Linked DNA regions of Homo sapiens: region 2 is linked to region 1. A link is a loop called in an ENCODE intact Hi-C map of the cell type or tissue named here. Cell type or tissue: IMR-90. All regions are shown on one strand. Each heading gives the region's core, and the rest is flanking DNA. Links, peaks and the distances in the headings are about the cores only. Region 1 overlaps SLC8A1-AS1 (SLC8A1 antisense RNA 1). Region 2 overlaps SLC8A1-AS1 (SLC8A1 antisense RNA 1).

Region 1 (9,701 bases), core at 981-8,980:
TATTTATGGGATGAATAAATAAACCTAAACTGAACCAGAATCTTAGTCCCAATTTTAATTTCTAAAGAAAGAAGGAGACCTAACTTGATAAAAATTTAAGAATAGATCAGAATTCTGGAACTCTTCCTGTTAAGTTTTATTCTGCTGCCTGCCCTCAGGAACTCCATGTGTCTCCAATGTGTCCAGAATGTTGTTCTCCAAAGCCTGCCTCTTTCACTCAGAGTGATTTCCCAGTAACTATTCACTACTGTATGTCAGGAGCTGTGTGAGTGCTTTGCAGGTCCTATGTAGCTAGATTCCCACAACAAACTTATGAGGAGGTGATATTCTGATTTACAAAGTAGACTTGGGTACAGAAAAAGCTTTGGCCAAGAATCTACATCTGGGAATCTTGTTAGGATCTGGGATTTAAATATAGGTAGAGTAAATCCATACCCTCATGGTATGCTGCCATCTCTCCCTGCCCTAGGTTCCAGAACATTCTTGATTTCTTCTCTCTTCTTCAGAAAGCCATCTCTTTCCTTAGTGTTAACATTAGACAAACTATCTGGCTTATGCAGTAAGAATATACTTATGAATAATTTATTGTCTTCAGCATTGAGGATGTGATGCTGGCATTCTAACCATTGTGATGCCTTTTGTTTTGTGACTATGGTCTCATAACTTACTATTCTGTACATTTACAAACATTTATGTACACATTTATGAATATTTATGCTTATAAATAGTTCTTACTAAAAAGATGGCTTTTACATAGACTGTGTTATGTTGGTTTGTCATTTCTTCTGCACTTGCCACACCACTCACCATTGCATTTATTGAACAGCTATTAAGAGCCTGACACTATGCTAGACACTGGGATTACAAAGATTCTCAAACATGGGTGTACAAGTCCTTCCCCAGTTTAAGTTTCTTTAATGTCTCTTCATTTTCTTAAGATAAATTGCAGACACCTAAACATGACTTTTAATGATGTGGCTGCTGCCCCTCTCTCATTTCGTCTCATTCCCTATTTCCTTTCTCCATTTCTCATTTTCTCTCTTCTTATTCTCTACGGTCAACTCACCTCCCACTGCCCAAATAAATGACCTCTCCTGAAATACTTGCAGTCATTCCGGTCTCTAGGTTTAGCACTCACCATTCCTCTGCTTGGAACACTATCCTTTACATCGTCAAAATTGATTTTAGTTTTCAGCTTAGATAGCATTTTCTGCAGGAAGCTTTTCTTATCCTCAGAGTCTGGGTGAGGGGGCACTTCTCAAGACTCCTGCACACCCTGTGCTTTCCTGATTACAGACAGGCAGGGATCCACTTTCTCTTTTTCATCATTTTATGACCCCAGCCAGCATAGCACCATTCCAAGCAGAGACAATGGCGAGTGGGGTGGTGAGAGGCTGGAAGAGGAGGGTGTGTTTGGGAAACTGCAAGGATTTTGATTTGGACTTTTGATGCCCCCCCTTTTTTAATCAGAGGAAAGCATACCATTTCCTTTCAATTAACTGTTAGTATTAGCTTGATTTATCTTGCTGGGGTTTTTGTTTTCCTTTTCTAGAAGGGTAACAACTCAGGAGCCCTTCTTCTCCTTCGAGGTCAAAGTACACTAAAATCCTCTAGAGAGCAGATGGAATTAGTGACGGAACATAACGTATTGTTTGCAAAACTCACTGCTTTATCACAGAGTTTGGAAGCTTGTCAACTTCAAAATCCCTTTGTTGAAAGTTATGTGTTCCCCAAAAGAAAAAGAAGCCACCCTGGAATCCTGTGGATTAATCACGGGGAGAATGAAGCTACCATTGAGTCCCTGTATGTGTCCAGATGGAGGTTCCAGCTGTTTTAGAAGCCACCAGCTGATTGTTATCTCAGCCTTGGATGTTAGAGGCAGGATCAGAAAGTGTAAATTCCAGACAAGGACTTTGGGACCCTGGAACAGTGAGTATCCCTTCCCCGTATTGGTTCTCTAGCAGGCGAGGATACAGGGAGCCATTTGTTTTCTTTTTCCCCTCTGTACAACTGACCCAGAAATGTTTGGCTGTACTTCATACAAAATACAACAATAAAGAGTTATTTTCTGGCCACTTGCCACTGGAGCCCCCGCTTTTCCCCAGAAGCACAGAAGGAAGGAGCCCAGGTGATGGCCGTCAACCCTGAAAGCCGGGCACCAGGATACCCAGTTTGCAAACTTGCGCGGGTCTCACTTCTGGTAGGAGGGGATATGCCTTGGGTCCTGGACACACAGGATGATCCCCCTGCAGAGGGGACCAGGGATGCCTGTAAAGATGCTGAGACCAACAATGACAACGAGTCCACATCAACACAGGGAATTTCTGAAGAAACAGACATGGTGATGCCACGTGGGCTGTTAAAGAATGTTTCTTAGGAAGCTGACTTTCCAGAAACACATGACATGGAGAAGCATCAGAAAATCTCCACAGAGAAAAAAATTAAAGGAAAAAGATGAGAGAAGCCACTATGCAAGGAAACCCTTCAGATGTGAGGAGTATGGGAGGTGCATCAGCTTTTTCTCTTAGTGTGTCAGACAACAGAGAATCCACACTATCCATGTAAGGAGTGTGGGAAATCATTTAATGGCAATTCTTCATTGATTTGTCATCAGTCCATATTGGAGAGAAATCTTATCAGTGTGAGGAGTGTGGGTGAGCTGATAATAATAGTCAATCTGATGAGTCATCAGAGAATCCATAGTAGGGACAGACCCTAACTCTGCAAGAAGAGTGGAAATGGCTTCCCCAGTAGTTCCAAATTGGTTATACATCAGAGAATCCATACTGGGGAGAAGACCGATGAAGGTAATGAGTATAGAAGAGATTTTGCTGTTAAATCCACATAATGTCGGCATCAGAGGATCCACAGTGGAGAGAAACCCTGAGTGTAGCCAGTATGGGAAGATCTTTAGGACTTTCTCCCATCTGTACCATCTAAGAGAAGCCTGGGCTAGATCTTAGTTCTTTTGGGGTCCCAGCATTTTTAACCTCCTTTTCATGGTAATTATTCCTACTTCTGATTTTTTCAGTAACGTGAATCAATAAATTTCAGTGGGTGTTCTTTCTTTAAAAAGTAATTTCCTTGAACCACACATCTTACATGCTTTAATTTCTGAGCATCACAACAAGATCTGTGCACATAATGGATGTTATGAGATAAACATTGGGAGTTTTAATTGCAAAACTAAATTTTATACATGGTGGGTCTTTACAGTTTGATACTTACGTTTGACTTAAAAAATAGTATTTTTTATTTATCACTTCTCATGACTCATCTGTGAATATTCTGGGTGAGAGTGAGAAATTTAAATGGTGTAGTAGGGGAATGTTATGTGGTAGTAAGTATTGCGTTGTGACTGTCAAATGTCATCAGCTTAACATCTGATCTGATTCCTGCTTTTAGCAGGACAAAAGTAGAGCTACAGAGGAAAAAAATGCCAATCAGAAGAAGTTCTCTCCCTAGCTTCTTTCCAGGAGGACCCCTAGAACTCCACCTTTGATTTCTGACTGCATTTTTCTTAAATTCCCCAGCAAATCCAGGAGTGTGTGGTGCATCTATTCTCTTTGCTGCAGTTGATGGTATCTTCCCAATGCAGGGGTGCACCTGTGGCTCCCCCTCTCCAGAGCTGCCTCATCACATTTCTCTCTGCTTGATGCCTGCTGCAACTGCCAGGGACTACAGTCAGTATAACCACCACACACAGCGTCAAGACCACGGCTGCTCTCCGCATAGAATCTGCCCAATAAGCCTGCAGGAAGAAGGAGGAAAAAAAAGCAGTGCTCAGCTGAAAATAGACAGTTATGATTATATTATTTGGACCCCCAGAGCCAGTCGTATCTGAAGCAAACCCTACCTATTAGTCTGTTACGCTCACGCTTGCTTGAATGGCCTTTTTACTACCCTCAAATCTCAACTAATGAAGGTGCCAACACATCATCTCATGCTGTGGTCATAAAAGAAAAACAACAAAAAAACCCTGACTCTTCCTAGAAGTTGAATGCTTATCTCTTGCTAGTCCCAACTAAGTTGCATGGTAGAGGTGAAAATCTGTTTTCACCTCTAAGCTCTACTTTTGTTCTGTTGGCTTAGTTATTGGACACTAAGAGGCTCAAGACTGACATTTTTCCAGCTTCAGTGCCCCAGCAGAAAGAAAGCATTTTTTTCTTAAAGCACTGGTATAAAGATTCCAAGATTGGCTTGGCTCCAATCAGAGACCAATCCCTGAAGCAATCATGGTATGTAGGTTTCTTAGTTCACTTGTGCCTCTCTAACAAAATACCACAGATTGGGTAATTTATAGCAACACAAATGTATTCTTACAGTTCTGGAGGCTGAGAAGTCCAAGATCAAGCACCAGCAGATTTGGTGTCCGGTGAGGCCTGCTTTATCAGTGGCAGCATCTTCTCATGGTGGCATTCTCATATGGCAGAGGACAAAAAGGGGCCTAAGCTAATTCCCTTAAGCCCTTCTATAAGGCACTAATTCATACATGAGGGGGAGCCCTTGTGGTCTAATCACCTGCTAAAGGCACCACTGCCTAATAACATCACAGTGGGGATTGTTTCACCATAAATTTGGAAGGGAAACATTCAAACCATAGCAATAGGATGAACGGAGCCTCTGATGGGGCAGGCCTGATCTCATGCTCATCCTTGGAGTGATGGGGTCAGCACCATCAGAACAGAAAGATTTATGAAGAAAAGGATTATGGGAAAATCTGCCCATTGTTCACTGTAGGGCTACTCCTTGCCTTAATCATGGGCATTGGGCAAGGTTTTTGGGAAATTCACAAAGACTCCTTTGCTTCTGGGGAAGAGAGGCTATACATCAGAGTTGTGATATGGGTGTATGGTGAGATCCTATTGGGTTGTGCTCATATGAAGTTGGTCAGACTTCCCACAGAGTTGGTAGCCACTGATGGTAAAAGCCCTGGGGATGGGTGAATATAAGAGAATCTGACTTGGCATGTAAGAAGTATCTGATTCATGTTCCCTCCCTATGGAAACCTTGCTTGCAGAGTGATGGTATGCTTGTCAATATTCTCTGATGTACTTCTATGAAGTAGACAGGTAAGCTATTGAGGAGGTAAGGAAGTTGAGGACACAAAGTTGAATTATACACGGTAGGTTTTTCTCTCAAGGAGTTTGAATTCAGACATATCCTCACTTGACAGGTAGGAAAATGAAATGAAAAAGAAATGGTAATTATCTCTGAGCCATTCAACTAAAACATGGCAAAGCTGGACCTATCAACAAAAATTCCTAGTTTCTATTCCAAACAAACTCTACTGCTTTTACTAATTATTGAAGTATTAAAACAGCAAATGACTGGCATACCTAGTCATGAGTCACCAGAGTTTCAAATTTAAACAATGCCATATAGTCGGTAGTGATTCGTAAATTCTTCTGTGATAACACTGTATAATTGAAGATACACCTGGGATGGGGCTTTTTGTTACACTTGCAGCATGTAAAAGGAATGACAAATTTATCGTCAAATAATGTTGATCCCTCTAATTAAAAAACAAAATGACTAATTGTGATATCTTTAGAAAATAGTTATACCAAAACATGCAAATAAATAACATAGTATGTAATCTTTTTTTAACCTTAATATGTCATGACTACCTTCGTACACCATTTAATATTCTTCTACATCTTCATTTCAATATGTAGTATTCCATTATGTGATAACATAATGTATTTAACCAGTTATTTTTGGACACTGATTTTCCCAGTTTTTCACTGTTAAAAATGATGCTTTATGAAATAGCCATAGAGCTCCATCTTTGTGAAATACATGATTATTTGTTTGTAATAACTTCAACATGAATTCCTGATGCATATGCATATCAGCATGTGAGACTGCTTATTTTTTTCCATTTTGAACCCTGTCTATTATAACTTTAAAATATTTGCTCATCTGATGGGAGAAAAATATAAACCCTCATTTTTGAGTACAGGAAAAGCTTTCTTTTACTAAGACTCCAATCCAAGTAAGGATAAAGTTAACATGTTTACCTGGCTCTTATGCATACTCATTGCAGTATATTTGAAAAATGGCCACAATTATTTTTTTCTTCCCTATATCCAACATTTTTGTAGTGTGATTTTGCAGTATCCTCCATCAAGGGGTGAAGTCTATTTCCTCAATACGTGAGGCTAGACCTGTGACTTGCTTTGACCTGTGGAATACAGCAAACAACAACAAAAAAATGTTTTACTGTGTCTGAGCTAGGCTCTGTTTGCTTTCTTGGAACCTCATGATCGTACTGTATAAATAAATCTGGACTGCCTAGGGGATGGTGGGAGATGCATGGCCCAAGTATTCTATCACCCAGCTGTTATCCATTCAACTCCCAGAAGCAGAGTTACATAGCTGATATGATTTTTCAATTAAAATATCCAAGCTCACAAATATGTGAGTGAGCCCAGCTGAGATCAGAAGAGCCACTCATGTAAACACAGCCTAAATTGGTGACTGTAGATTCATGAGAAAAATAAGTGATTATTTTAAGTAAATTTTAAGACCGTTTATTATCCAACAAAAATGAACAGAAATACAACACCTATTTAGGTGGAGAAGATACATTCATACTTACTGAAAGATTTTCTTAATTAAAAACAGGAAGAATGTTTCAATAACAAAGATCAAATCATTAGAAGCATAGTATTTATAAAGTGATGAAAATACGTCTTGAGTTCTATTGGTTATTAAATTTATGAATTGATGTTTCCTGTAAATACCTTCTAGAATTGTTATAGATGAGGAATTCTGAGAGACTGTAGTTTAGTAGAAAGGATCCCTTGGATGAGAATATGACTATGGAGGGTTTAGTTTTAATTCTGCAACCAGAAATCCATGTGAGTGGAGACAAGGTATTTTATTTCTCTGGATTTCAGTTTGCACAACTGCAATATAAAGAACTTGTAATAACAACAATAGCTAAGATTTATTGACTGTTTATTATGTGACAGGCACTGCTTTATGGACTTTCACATATCTTATTTCTTACAGTTGTGCTTTGACTTCTATCTGTAAAAGTATAATAATAGTGCATTCTTTGTTGTGAGGCTTCAGATTGCTCTAATTAGTCTCTGGGGTTTAACAACCCTAACAGTCTAAGACTAATCATTTTTCCTTTATAAGGCAATGCAATTAATCAGAATACTTACTTTGTTTTCATCTAGCAAATTGATTGCTATGTAATTATGAAGAGTTTTTTTTCTCCAAGAGATCCTTGTTGCATTGGGGATCTTTCAGGACAGAATTTCTTAAGCTCATGCCAATAAGTCTTATAATATATTTAAGGGAAGACATAAAGATAAATAGTAGATCAGTAGTATATGGATAAATGGAAGGTCAAGGCAATTTCCAGGCTGGGTTTTGAGAACAGTCAAAATGTTCAGGGAAAATCTAATAAATTAAAGTCATACAGATGGTAAAAGTACTGACTATTCTGAGTGACTTTCATATCAACAGATGCTAAAGTAGGGGCAATTTTATACCAGAAGCAGCCTGTCAATTGCTATGCTTCTTGCAGAACACAAACCTAGCCATAAAGAAAAAATTTGATTCATGGACTCGGTTATAAAGTTAAAAATTTCTTTATCAACAGATGCCATTAATCGACTAATAAGGCCAACCATAGAAAAAATTTGCACTACCTGCAGGTACTAGTATTCACAACACATAGAAAGCTCCCACAAGTCAAAAGAAAAAAACATGTGAATAGAAAAATGGGCAACTAAGACTTGATCAGGCACTGATAAAAATGAATATCTAAATAACTAATACATTTTTTAAAAGGTACTTGAACTCATTAGTTATCATGGAAATTATATTAAATCACAATAACCAGAATGGCTAAAATGAAAAAAGACAATACCAGATGTCTGCAAAGATACAGGGTAACTGGAACTGTCATACACTGTTGGTGGAAGTGTAACTTAGTACACCGCCTTTGGAAAGCTGCTACACTTGCTAAAGGTTAAGGTGTGCATACCCTCTCACCCAGTTAGTCTACTCTTAGTTATATACCCAACAGGAAATGAGTACCTTATGTTCACCAAAAGACATAAGGGTATTTTTAGTAATACTATTTGTAATAGAACACAACTGGAAATAAATAGAACAAAACTGGAAAGAAACACAAGTAGGTAAAGAGCAGCATAGTCATACAATGAAATACTATATGCTAATAAGAGAATAGACTACAGCTACACACAACATGGATGAATCTTGCAAACATGTTAAGTAAAAGCCTCCATGCACAGGAGAGTACATGCTTCATTATTCCATATATAAAGTACAAAAGCAAGCAAACGTAATGATGGTGTTAAAAGTCACTGGAATGGTTATTTTGGGGAGGAGAGTAATGGCTGTGAGGGGCAAGTATTTATCTTAGAAATTTTAATAACTAGGAGATGGCATGAATAGAGTGCTAAGATCTCATGTTCTCTCTTCCTTTCTAAATGGGAATTATACAGGTGTGTTCACTCAATAGTTTTTGAGCTATTTGTGATGTGTATACTTTATTATACTTCAATAATTTTTTTCTAAACACTCTTCCAAAAGGCTCCTGCAACTGATAAATGACTTCAGTGAAGTTTGAGGATACAAAAATCAATGTACAAAAATTAGTAGTATTTCTATATACCAATTAACATTCAAGCTGAGAGCCAAATCAAGAACACAATCTCATTTGCAATAGCCACCAAGAAGAAACAAACAAAAATCCTAGGACTACATCTAACCAAGGTGAAAGATCACTACAAGGAGAACTGCAAAACACTGCTAAAAAAAAAAAATAATGGATGATGCAAACAGAAAAATACTTCGTGCTTATGGATTGGAAGAATTGGTATCATTAAAATGGCCATACTGCCCAAAGCAATCTACAGATTCAGTGCTACTCCTATGAAGCTACCAACATCATTTTTCACAAAATTAGAAAAACATATTCTAAAATTCATATGGAACCAAAAAGCCGGAATAGCCAAAGCAACCTTAAGCAAAAAGAACAAAGCTGGAGGCATCACATTACCTGACTTCAAATTATACAAGGCTACAGTAACCAAAACAGCATGGTACTGGTAAAAAAAACAGACACATAGACAAATGGAACAGAATAGAGAACTCAGAAATAAAGCTACATTCCTACAGCCATCTGATCTTTGACAATGTTGACAAAAATAAGCAACAGGAAAATAACTCCCTATTCAATAAATAGTGCTGGGATAGCTGGTTAGCTGTATGCAGAAGAATCAAACTTTACCCTGACCTTTCACCATATATAAAAATTAAGATAGATTAAAGATTTAAATGTAAGACCTCAAAGTACAAATCCTAGAAGAAAACCTAGGAAACAACATTCTGGACATTGGCCTTGGGACAGAATTTATGGCTAAGTCCTCAAAAGCAGTTGCAACAAAAAAATTGACAAGTGGGACCTAATTAACTAAAGAGCTTCTACACAGCAAAAGAAATTATGAACAGAATAAAGACAACCTACAGAATGGGAGAAAATATTTGCAAATTATTCATGTTACAAAGGTCTAACATACAGAATTTATCAGGATCTTAAGCAATTGGATATGAAAAAATCAAATAACCCCATTATAAAATGAGCAAAAAACATGAACAATTCTCAAAAGAAGACATACAAGTCTTCTTGGCCCTCTCAGCCATTACCCTAC
Region 2 (9,701 bases), core at 739-8,738, 62 kb after region 1:
ATTAGAGGTCAAAGGCTTATTTATAACACTTTTTTTACAGGAAGATACACTATTTTCTATTTTAACATTTAAAAGCAATAAAAAACACAGTTTTTTTTTTTGGTAGTACAGTATTTGCTGTTGTTACTATTACTGAAACTAATGATCATGTCTTTAAGAATGGACCAGAAGAAATCAGTCACCTATAAGAAGAGATCTGGTAGGTGCTTGTATGGTGGGAAGGGTGTTGGGTGTTAGAAGTGAGTTATAAGACGGGCAGTGTGATATAGAAGAATGGTTGCTGTATTGCAGGCATTTGAGTACTGGCCTTGTTTTTTGCTGTTTCTTGATTTGTCTTCTAAGGTATTTGGTGCAGGTTATTTTGGAATGTGGGCCTTGGCTGCACTTCCCAGCAACTTGCTAAAGCTGTCTCAACTCTGTCAGGTGAGGGAAGCCTTACTCCACTGTCTTTCCCCTGAGAGCTGTGGCTATTTCTTAACTCTCTACAATGACTTCCAAATGCTAGTGAATTCTCTAGGTATGATAACCTAAATAAATAACAATGAAGTGAATACTTCAGTATCTCCAGATACTTGGACTTTAAGGAAAACTATATTGCTTTGAGGAAAGAGACTGACAATGTACTTATTTTGATAAAAAGGAAAGATGACTTTGTGCCTATGAAATTGAGGACAAGCATGGTTGTGGGGTGTGTGTGTGTGATATGTGTTTCCTGGATGTTGGAGGAATATCGTACTCTCCCTTATAGTTCATTTAGGCTCTACAGCAATTAATAGATAATTTTTAAAAACCTTCTGTATTCATTATTTCACTTTATCCTTGTAGCAGTCTTACAGATTAACGTACACAATTATATGGAGAAGAATCTAGAGACCAGAGAAATTAAACGATTTACTAAAGGATATGCAAGTGACAGAACAGAACTGGAGCTCTACCCCAGTAAATCCCATTATCAACCTCCCAATACTTAAGAGCCCTGCTGCAAGCTGAGCTTTCAGAGGGTGTGGCCTGGTGAAACAGTTGCATGCATAGGACTGTAGGGGTTGAAGGAAGCAGGATACAGATAGCATTCTGCTCCCACGTGATTGGTCCACAAGAAATGGTGGATGTTATTGTTATTATATGTTACTCCAGTTATTCAAATTTCAGGAAACATTGAAGGACAACCCTCCTGAGTTTGATGAGATTCTCTAACATGATTATTTCTGCAAAGGCTCTCCTTCCTTCATGCCACCTCACACTTTTTCCCCTTCATTTCGGGTACCTTGATGAGCATAATTGACATCTCAAGCTCTGGTGGCTACCACTGGAGACCTGTTGTGAAGTTGCCCAAATAGTTTGGAGTCCCTGACAAAGATTAAGGGCTCTGGCCTTAGCCGTTCCAGGAGGCAGTGATGTGTGTATGAACAAACTAAGTTTAATCACACAGAGTCATAGTTGGTGCAGTTTATCAGTAACGTAGCATCAAATAAATGACTCCTGGAGAACAGCTCATTCTAAAGCCAGCTGCTTTTATTGCTGAACTCTGATTTCACTATAATTAATAAGAATGTGCTTTCCCATCTTTGGAGATAAGAACAGCATCTCAAAGCCCTCCCACTCCCAGCATTGTCTTGCCATTAATCTATAGGACTCAAGTGGGTTCCATTTCATCAATACCCTGTGGCTTGTGAAACAACTGTCCTGCATGGATAAAGAGGTAGATAATCCTTAGGTCATTGTAAGACCCAGTCTCCTGCTGCTGAAGAGAATATAGCTTCAGGATAACACTAGTAATAATTCAACACCCACCTCCTTACCTAGTAAGGCCTCATATACTTCACACTCTCAGTGCTCTGAAAACAATTCACTGCTACTGAAAAGGGGAGACATTTCTCTCAAGAATGAATCTGATTTTTCTACATAGCTGAGGCCTAAATTCCATGCTCTTTGGATTTTGCCTGTGAGTGTCCCTCTGGGCTTGGCCACATTATATTTTATCTTGCTTATGTCTTTTATTACGTAAGTAATATATTCTCAAATAAAAGATTCAGATAATACAGAAGTATATGAAGAAAAACATGGAAGTCTTTCTCTTTTCTCCTTCCCCATTTTCATTCCTTAGTCCAGAGATAGTGTCATGTTTTTAAACATAAATAATTTAGCATTCTTTAGAATAAAGTTCAAATTATATACATATATATATATCTTTTTGCAACTTGTACATATCTTTTGGAAACTTGTTTTTTCCACTCATCCTTATGTTTATTCATATGGATAAACACAACTTCATTTATTTTTTTGCTGTATGGTCTTCCGTTATGTGAACATACCACAAATTACCTAGACATTCTTCCACTGGGGAATGTTAATCATCTCCAATACTGGCTCTGACAAAGAAAATTGTAATGATCATTCTTATGCATATTGTTTTGTGTAAGACTTGAGTTTCTTCAGAGTACTCACCGATGTGTGGAATTTCTGGATTGTGAAATTTCTGGCTTGTGGATTGTAGTTTATGTGCTATTCAGCTTTAACAAATACTGCTATCTGAAGGTATAATTTTAATAATTCTTTTTTTACACATTTCTCAACATTTGGTATTGTCAGACACTTAACTTTTCCCTGTGATTTTTTGCATTAACTTGCATTTCCCTAGTTGCCAGTGAAGTTGTGAAAATTTTCCGTGTTTTATTAGACATTGATATTTCTTCTTCAGTGACTTGCCTATCTATACCATTTGCTAATTTTTAATTATCAGAATAACATCTGACACAAAGCACTTACTACATGTGTCTAAGGGCTGTTCATATTTAAAGTCACTGAATCTTCATAAGAATCATTTGAAAGAACTCAGCCTAACTCATAAATAGTAAGTGGCCAAACTAGCTTCAAGTCCAGAAAATTTCCTGTGTTTCTCATTAGTTTTAATAATTTGAATATAAATCACTTGGATTTTCTAAAACCTATAATTAAAATTTCAGTGAAGTCGTCTTTTCCAAGACTTACACCTTCATTTAATTTTCTTAGGATTCCTTACTTCTTTTTATGGTCCTTGTCTGATACTGAAATCCAGGCTTTACTTGCCTCCTAAAATGATTGGGGAGCATTTCCTTCTTTTAAATATATATTCTCTGTGATATTTTGCATAATATTAGGATTATCTGTTCCTTAAATATTTGGTAGAACTTGTTCGTAAAGGCATCTGGGCCTTTTTTCACTCCCCCAGTAGGTAAACTTTAAATTATCGATTTATTTCTTAGACAGTTTTGGTCTAGTCTTGTTTATGTATATTTCATTTTGATAAATTACATGTTCTTTAGAAAAGAGTCCATTTGTTCTGTGTTCATGTTTATTAATGTGATTTTTTTCATATTACATAAATTTTACTTTAACATTGCAAAAATTTTTAACCTGTTGAAGAATATAGAAAAATGATATTAACATCATATAATTCCACCAAATTAAACAGGTTAGCAAATATTTGCCATATTTGCTTCAGATTTTTTACTCACTCTCAGAGAAAGGAAGATGAAGAGAGAGAGGGAATGAGGGAGAGAGAAAGGAAGAAAGGAAGGAAAAAAGGGTGAGAGGAGCAAAGGAAGAAAAAGGGGAGGAAAGGAAGGAAGGAAGAAAATATTACAGATACAGCTGGAGATACCCCTTTACATGCTACTTTAATCTTTTTTCCTGAGATAATCCCATCCTGAAGCAAGTGTACACTACATTCCTGTATTATTTTCATAGCTCCACTGTATATTTATATATGCATCTTTAAATAACATACACTATTATATTGTGGGGTAAGCCATATGTGAGAGCTAGAGGCGAGGATTTCCTGGGAACCAAATTAATCCCTTTTTAAAAAAAATAGTATTTTATTTTTATCACATATGAAAGTATTCTTAACAATATACTATTTAGCTTTCCTTATAATTGGGTATTATGCTGTATATAGTCTTCTGCAACTTGCTTGTGTCACTCAAATTATATTTCTAAGAATTGCATATGTTTTTCACATAGTTACATTCATGTTTCACTACTGAATAATATTTTTGTGTGTATTTTTCCAGCTTCTTGATATTAGACACCTTTCTTTCCTTGCTTCCTTTTCTTTATTAAAGAGTAGTTATTGAATACTGACATGCCAGGCCCTATTCTAAAATGTGAAGATATAGTAGTAGAAAACCCAAAGATCTTTGTCTTTGAAGTCTAGATTCTAGAGGGTAAAATAGCTAATAAAGAAGCATATGAATAAAATATGTAGTCTGTTATATGGAGATAAATACTAAGGGAAAGGAGAATTCCAAGCAGAGAGGAGCAAGTTCAAGGATGTTAAGGTAGGAGCATGCCTGGTGTGCTCAAGAGCCTGCGGGGAGGCCAGTGTGGCTGAAAATGTTCAAGATGGAGAGTGGATCCAGCAATCCTACTACTGGGTATATATCCAAAAGAGATGAAATCAGTATGTTGAAGAGATATCCTGCCCTCCCATGTTTATTGCAGCACTATTCACAATAGCCAAGATACATATAAAAAAGAAGGAAGTCCTGTCATTTGTGACAACATGGATGAACCTGTAAGACATTATGTTAAGTAAGCCAGGCATGGAAGAACAAATACCATATGATGTCATTCGAATGTGGAATCTAAAAAAGTTGATCACAGAGAAGTAGAAAATAGAATGGCGGTCACCACAGGCTGGAGTGGTTGGGGAGACAGGGATGTGGAGATGTTGGTCAAAGGATATAAAATTACAGTTAGATAGGAGGAATAAATTAGAGACCTACTTTATAGCATGGTGACTACAGCTAATGACAATATATTGTACTGTCCTGCATAATGACATTTTAGTCAATGATAGATTGAATATAGAATGATGATCCAATAAGATTATAATAGAGCTGAAAAATTCCTATCGTCCTTTTCCAGTAGGGCAAGATTTGGAGGTAGAAGACAGTGATGATAATAATCCTGATCCCATGTAGGCTTAGGCTAATGTGTATGTTTGTGTGTTTTTAACAAAAAGTTTAAAAAGTAAAAAAAAAATCATAGAAAAAATTATTATAGAATAAGAATATAAAGAAAATATTTTTGTACAGCTAATGTGTTTGTTTTGAACTGTGTTATGGAAAACTGAAAACATTTTTTTAAAATTTAAAAAGTTTATAAAGAAATTAGAGTAAGCTATGGTTAATGTATTATTGAAGAAATGTTTTAAATGAATCCAGTGTAGCCTAAGTGTACAGTGTTTATAAGGTCTACAGTACTGAATGGGAATGTGCCAGGCCTTCACATTCATACATTACTCACTCATTGACTCACCCAGAGCAACTTTTAGTCCAGCAAGCTCCATTCATTGTAAGTGCAATGTATAGGTGTACCACTTTTTATCTTTTATACCCTATTTTTACTGTACCTTTTCTATGTTTAGATATCCTTAGATTCACAAATACTTACTATTGTGTTCCAGTTGCCTGCAGTATTCTGTAGAGTAACATGCTGTAGAGGTAGCCTAGGAGCAATAGCCTCTACTGTATGGCCTAGGTGTGTAGCAGGCTATACCATCAGGTCTATGTATGTCTACTCTATAATGTTTATACAAGAACAAAAATCACCTAATGATGCATTTCTCAGAATGTATTCCCATCATTAAGCAACGCATGACTGTATTCTTGAAAAACGCGAACAGAGTGGATGTTACGTGCTCTCGCCACAAAAATAACTGTGAGATAATGCATATATTAATTATCCAGACTTAACCATTCCACAGTGTATATATACTTAAAAATATAATGTCGTGCACAATAAATACATAACTTTTATCTTTAAAAAATAGAAAAATAAGAAAGATAAGGAGAGTGACCAAAGACCCCGTTAGAGAAGTAGGAGATAGAAAGAGTAGAGAGAGAATGCGGGTCTGCAGATCATGGAGGGCTTTGCAAGTGAAATGACGATTTCTATCAGCATCTCTTGGGCTGCTGAGAAAAGTCTGTAGGACTTAGAGTTGAAGCAGAGACACCAGTTAGGAATCCAGGTATGATATGATGGTGGCTTAGCCATATTTTATCTCACTTGTTTCTCACAACAGCCTGTAAGGTAAATATATACCCGTTTTACCAATGAAGAGTTGAGGCTCCTGTGGGGTCAGTAGGCTCTCTATCTAACTCACTGTCACATATCCTGTTTGTGGTGGAGTAGGACTGAAACCTGTTTGACTTAAACTTCTGTTTGACTATTTATATTCCTAGAAATATTTCATGCTTACAGCAAAACTATTTTGCCTCTTTTAAAACCAAAACCACTAACATGGTATCTAGTCCAAATAATCATGGACTAGATTATTGGAACCTGGAATTTTGTTGAGAATCCCAGCTGTATTGTTTCGGCTTTCAGATACTCATGTCTACATAAGGAAGAAGTATCATCGAAAGGAAAACTTAACCCAAAGCATAGCTAAGATAGTATCAGAACTGTGACAGCTATAGTTCTCTGCAGGTACCACCCTCAAAGATTACTCTGTGATTACATGACTGTACTTAGATTCTTTGAGGAACATCTGTTTTTTTTTTTGTTTACTACACCCAAACTTAGAAAGGGCCATGACAATTTGTTGCCCTCCAGATTCAGTTTTTGTAATTGCCCATTAAGGGTGATTGCTAACAGTGTTTAATCAAAGGAATTTTAAATGGGGTTTCGTGGTTTAGGATTTCAAAGTCTTCTATAAATCTTAGGGAGCCACTGTTGCATGGTATATTTGATAGTGTGGTCTTTGCGGAATTCATATGGTGTCATGAAGATTTGAAGCAGAGAGGAAACTGAAAAATTACTTAGTGCACTACCTTTATTTTATAAATGAACAAAGTGAGGAAAAGAGAGGCCATTGGCTTAAAGTTGTTCATTGTTTCAGAACTGAGCAAAGATGTTGTGAGAGACCCTCTAATATATCTGAAGGAAAAAGTCTTTAGATATCAGATTGGCATGACTGTCTTACTCTCTGGATGTGTGACCCTGGAAATGTTATCTGAACTTTATAAACCTCAGTTTCTTCATTTGTAAGTTCTGGGTAATAACTGTCTTGTAGAATAGCTGAGGAAAATTATAAATATGTCAAAAGCAGCCAGGTAGGACTGTAAGTACTAGCTATAATTTATATTGCTTTTTCAGCTCAACAGTCTTTTCAACTCTACTTTCTAAATTACTTGCCTCCAAGTCTCAGTCTAAGCCAAACTTTAAACCTCATCCACACTGACAAGAAAATCAGCTTTGAAAATAATCTTGAAATGATGTATTTTATGAAGGGGATGGGTGTAACTGGATTCTTCACTCCTCCCACTCCAGATCTACTTGCTCCTCTCCTGCTTTCTTCCAAATAATGTCTTACCAGAACTAATGGAAAAATTATCCTGGTCTTAATGATTCCCATCTGGTTATATATAAGTAATCAATCAAATTCTGCCAAAAATTAGCAAATATATTTCATTTTTAATAATAGACATGACAGATAGTTGCTAGCTGGTAGGTTTGCTGGAGGACACTCACAGGAGACCAGTTTTTCCCAAGATACACTTAGAAGCAGTAGAGAACATTTAAACCTCACAGATGGTACTTACTAGCTCTGTGTCTTTAGGCATATTATTCAGTCCTTCTGAGCCCTGCTTCTTCAGCTCTAAAAGGTGAGTCACAATAATCATTTATTTGGAGGCTAGTTGTGAAGATTAAATGATGTAACAGAGGTCGAACACTTAGCACAGTGGTTTACCCTTTCCATGGTTTTAGCTACTTGCAGTCAACCACAGTCTGAAAATATTAAATGGAAAGTTCCAGAAAGAAACAATTCATAAGTTGTAAGTTGTGCACCTGTCTGAGTAGCATGATGAAATGTCTTACAATTCCACTCCCTTCCCCCCAGGATGTGAATCATCCCTTTGTCTAGTTACTTCTATATACTACCTCCCCCTTAGTCACTTAGTAGCCATCTTGATAAGATCAACTGTTGGGAGAATGCAGTGCTTGTGTTCAAGTAATCCTTATTTTATTAATGGCTCCAAAGTACAAGAGGAGTGATTCTGGCATATTGTTATAATTGTTTTATTTTGTTATTGGTTATTGTTATTAATCTCTTATGCCGTACCTAAAATTAAACTATTATCATAGGTATGTATGTACAGGAAAAGCATAGAACCTATACAGTTTGGTACTATGTAAGGTTTTGGGCATCCACTGAGGGTTTTGGAAGGTACTGTCCAAGGATAAGGGGGAATTACTGTATAGGACTATTTATACAATGGGTGCCAAATAAATACTCTGCACATCTTCCCTCCAAGGACTACTGTCTCATTCAAGCTTCAAAAGTTGACAAAGAACCATTAAATGAGCGTTATAAAAAGCAAAGCAAAATATATCTCTGAATCTTTTTATTGTTGAAACCCAATCATGATGGGTACTTGCTAGTTTTTCTTCTAAAACATGGTTATGACCATATTAGCATAGAAAAAAACATTTGGGTGGTTTGATTTGCCATGCTTTGTTTGCAACAAGAAAATAATTTGTATTTTTATTTAAAATGTCTTGCAAGGAAGCAGACATCAGGAATATTTACTCAATAGCTGCTTGACTGATACCATTAGACCTCATTCCAGAGTGGCCTGGCAGTCCTGAACTGTAACACCAAGTATCACACATTGTGACTTATCTTTCCACAGTGAAAGAGATGTGGGAACAATTTCTTTCCCTCTCTAGGCAAAGTCTCTGTCATTTCAGTGACACCTGGAAATGGGTGGAGTGTTCAGGTGTTTCAGCAGAACTTTTTCTATCACTGAATGGACGTGGCCTTTCTGTCTTTTCCTAGGTTCACTGTGGTTGTCCTTTTATTCTCTTCACTCTCCTTACTCATTTTCATCTTCGGTTTGTGGATTAAGAAGGGGAGGGGATGGAGTAGGAGAGAGACATATCCTGAACTCTGTGGCGTCTATTTCCCCCTATTCTTTACTTGTAGTACTTGGGGCTCTTCCGGCTGGTTTGTCAGAACTGGATACAGACACCTTGGGCATTTCTAAGCTTGTCCGGGCACAGGAGCAGCCATGGGTTTGGAGAAATATGATCATTTGAGCCACCCTTCCTTCCCGGCTCAAATGCTAAATTACATGGCATTGTAAACATTTGTTACATTTAATTTTTGTTGCCAAATGCGTTTTCTTAAGTATGGGAAAATGTGCCTGAAGATTTGTGTTTTGTTTAAGAGTGATAATTCAATAAAAGATTTTAGGCTGCTCAATTCTATAATACTTAAAATACTCAGTGATGAGGATTTAAAATGCGAGTAACCAAGCAGCTCAAGATAAAGCAAAAGACTTTTTGGGTTTGCTTTCATCTTTTTATTCTTGTGAGCATTTATCTTTCAGCAAGACTTAAAGAGATTTGCCATTTAATATAATTTTAATATTTTGAGATCTAATTGAGTATAAAAAAGGTATGTATTGTCTTCTCACTGAACTCTGCTCTGTGTGGGCATTTGAGGAATATGTAGGATTATTGATGAAGACAGTTAGAAAGCTGGCATGTAGGAATAAATTCTACATCTGTTACCCTTTGGCTGACAGAAGCCACTCGCATCTTCAGAACATGTTTTCTTACCCCGAACCAAGGCTTGTGCCTCCAAAACTTTTTTTTCTTTTAAATAAAATATAGCCAAGCTGCAGCTCTTTGTGATGTTTCACACTAAG

Evidence for each region. A loop is a pair of places that touch in the nucleus more often than their neighbours do. Peaks named below come from ENCODE experiments on the same cell type or tissue, not always from the same donor. Only the 100,000 strongest peaks of a DNase experiment are listed, where the experiment ranks them.
Region 2: a loop joins it to region 1, with 2.0 times the contacts of the local background. A loop is called at or near these places in 3 of 110 quality-filtered maps.

What each region holds. Positions count from the first base shown.
Region 1 is chr2:39,927,045-39,936,745 of GRCh38, forward strand. The region is part of intron 2 of SLC8A1-AS1 (SLC8A1 antisense RNA 1); the gene reads left to right. It also overlaps the pseudogene LOC100419512. Among named protein-coding and RNA genes, the nearest start is that of SLC8A1-AS1, 14 kb to the left of the region's middle. In IMR-90, for the core only: no CTCF peak of the experiment used is centred there; no DNase peak of the experiment used is centred there; H3K27ac peaks cover 1,678 bases.
Region 2 is chr2:39,989,071-39,998,771 of GRCh38, forward strand. The region is part of intron 2 of SLC8A1-AS1 (SLC8A1 antisense RNA 1); the gene reads left to right. Among named protein-coding and RNA genes, the nearest start is that of SLC8A1-AS1, 76 kb to the left of the region's middle. In IMR-90, for the core only: no CTCF peak of the experiment used is centred there; DNase peaks (open chromatin) are centred at 1,451, 2,441, 5,271 and 7,891; H3K27ac peaks cover 1,050 bases.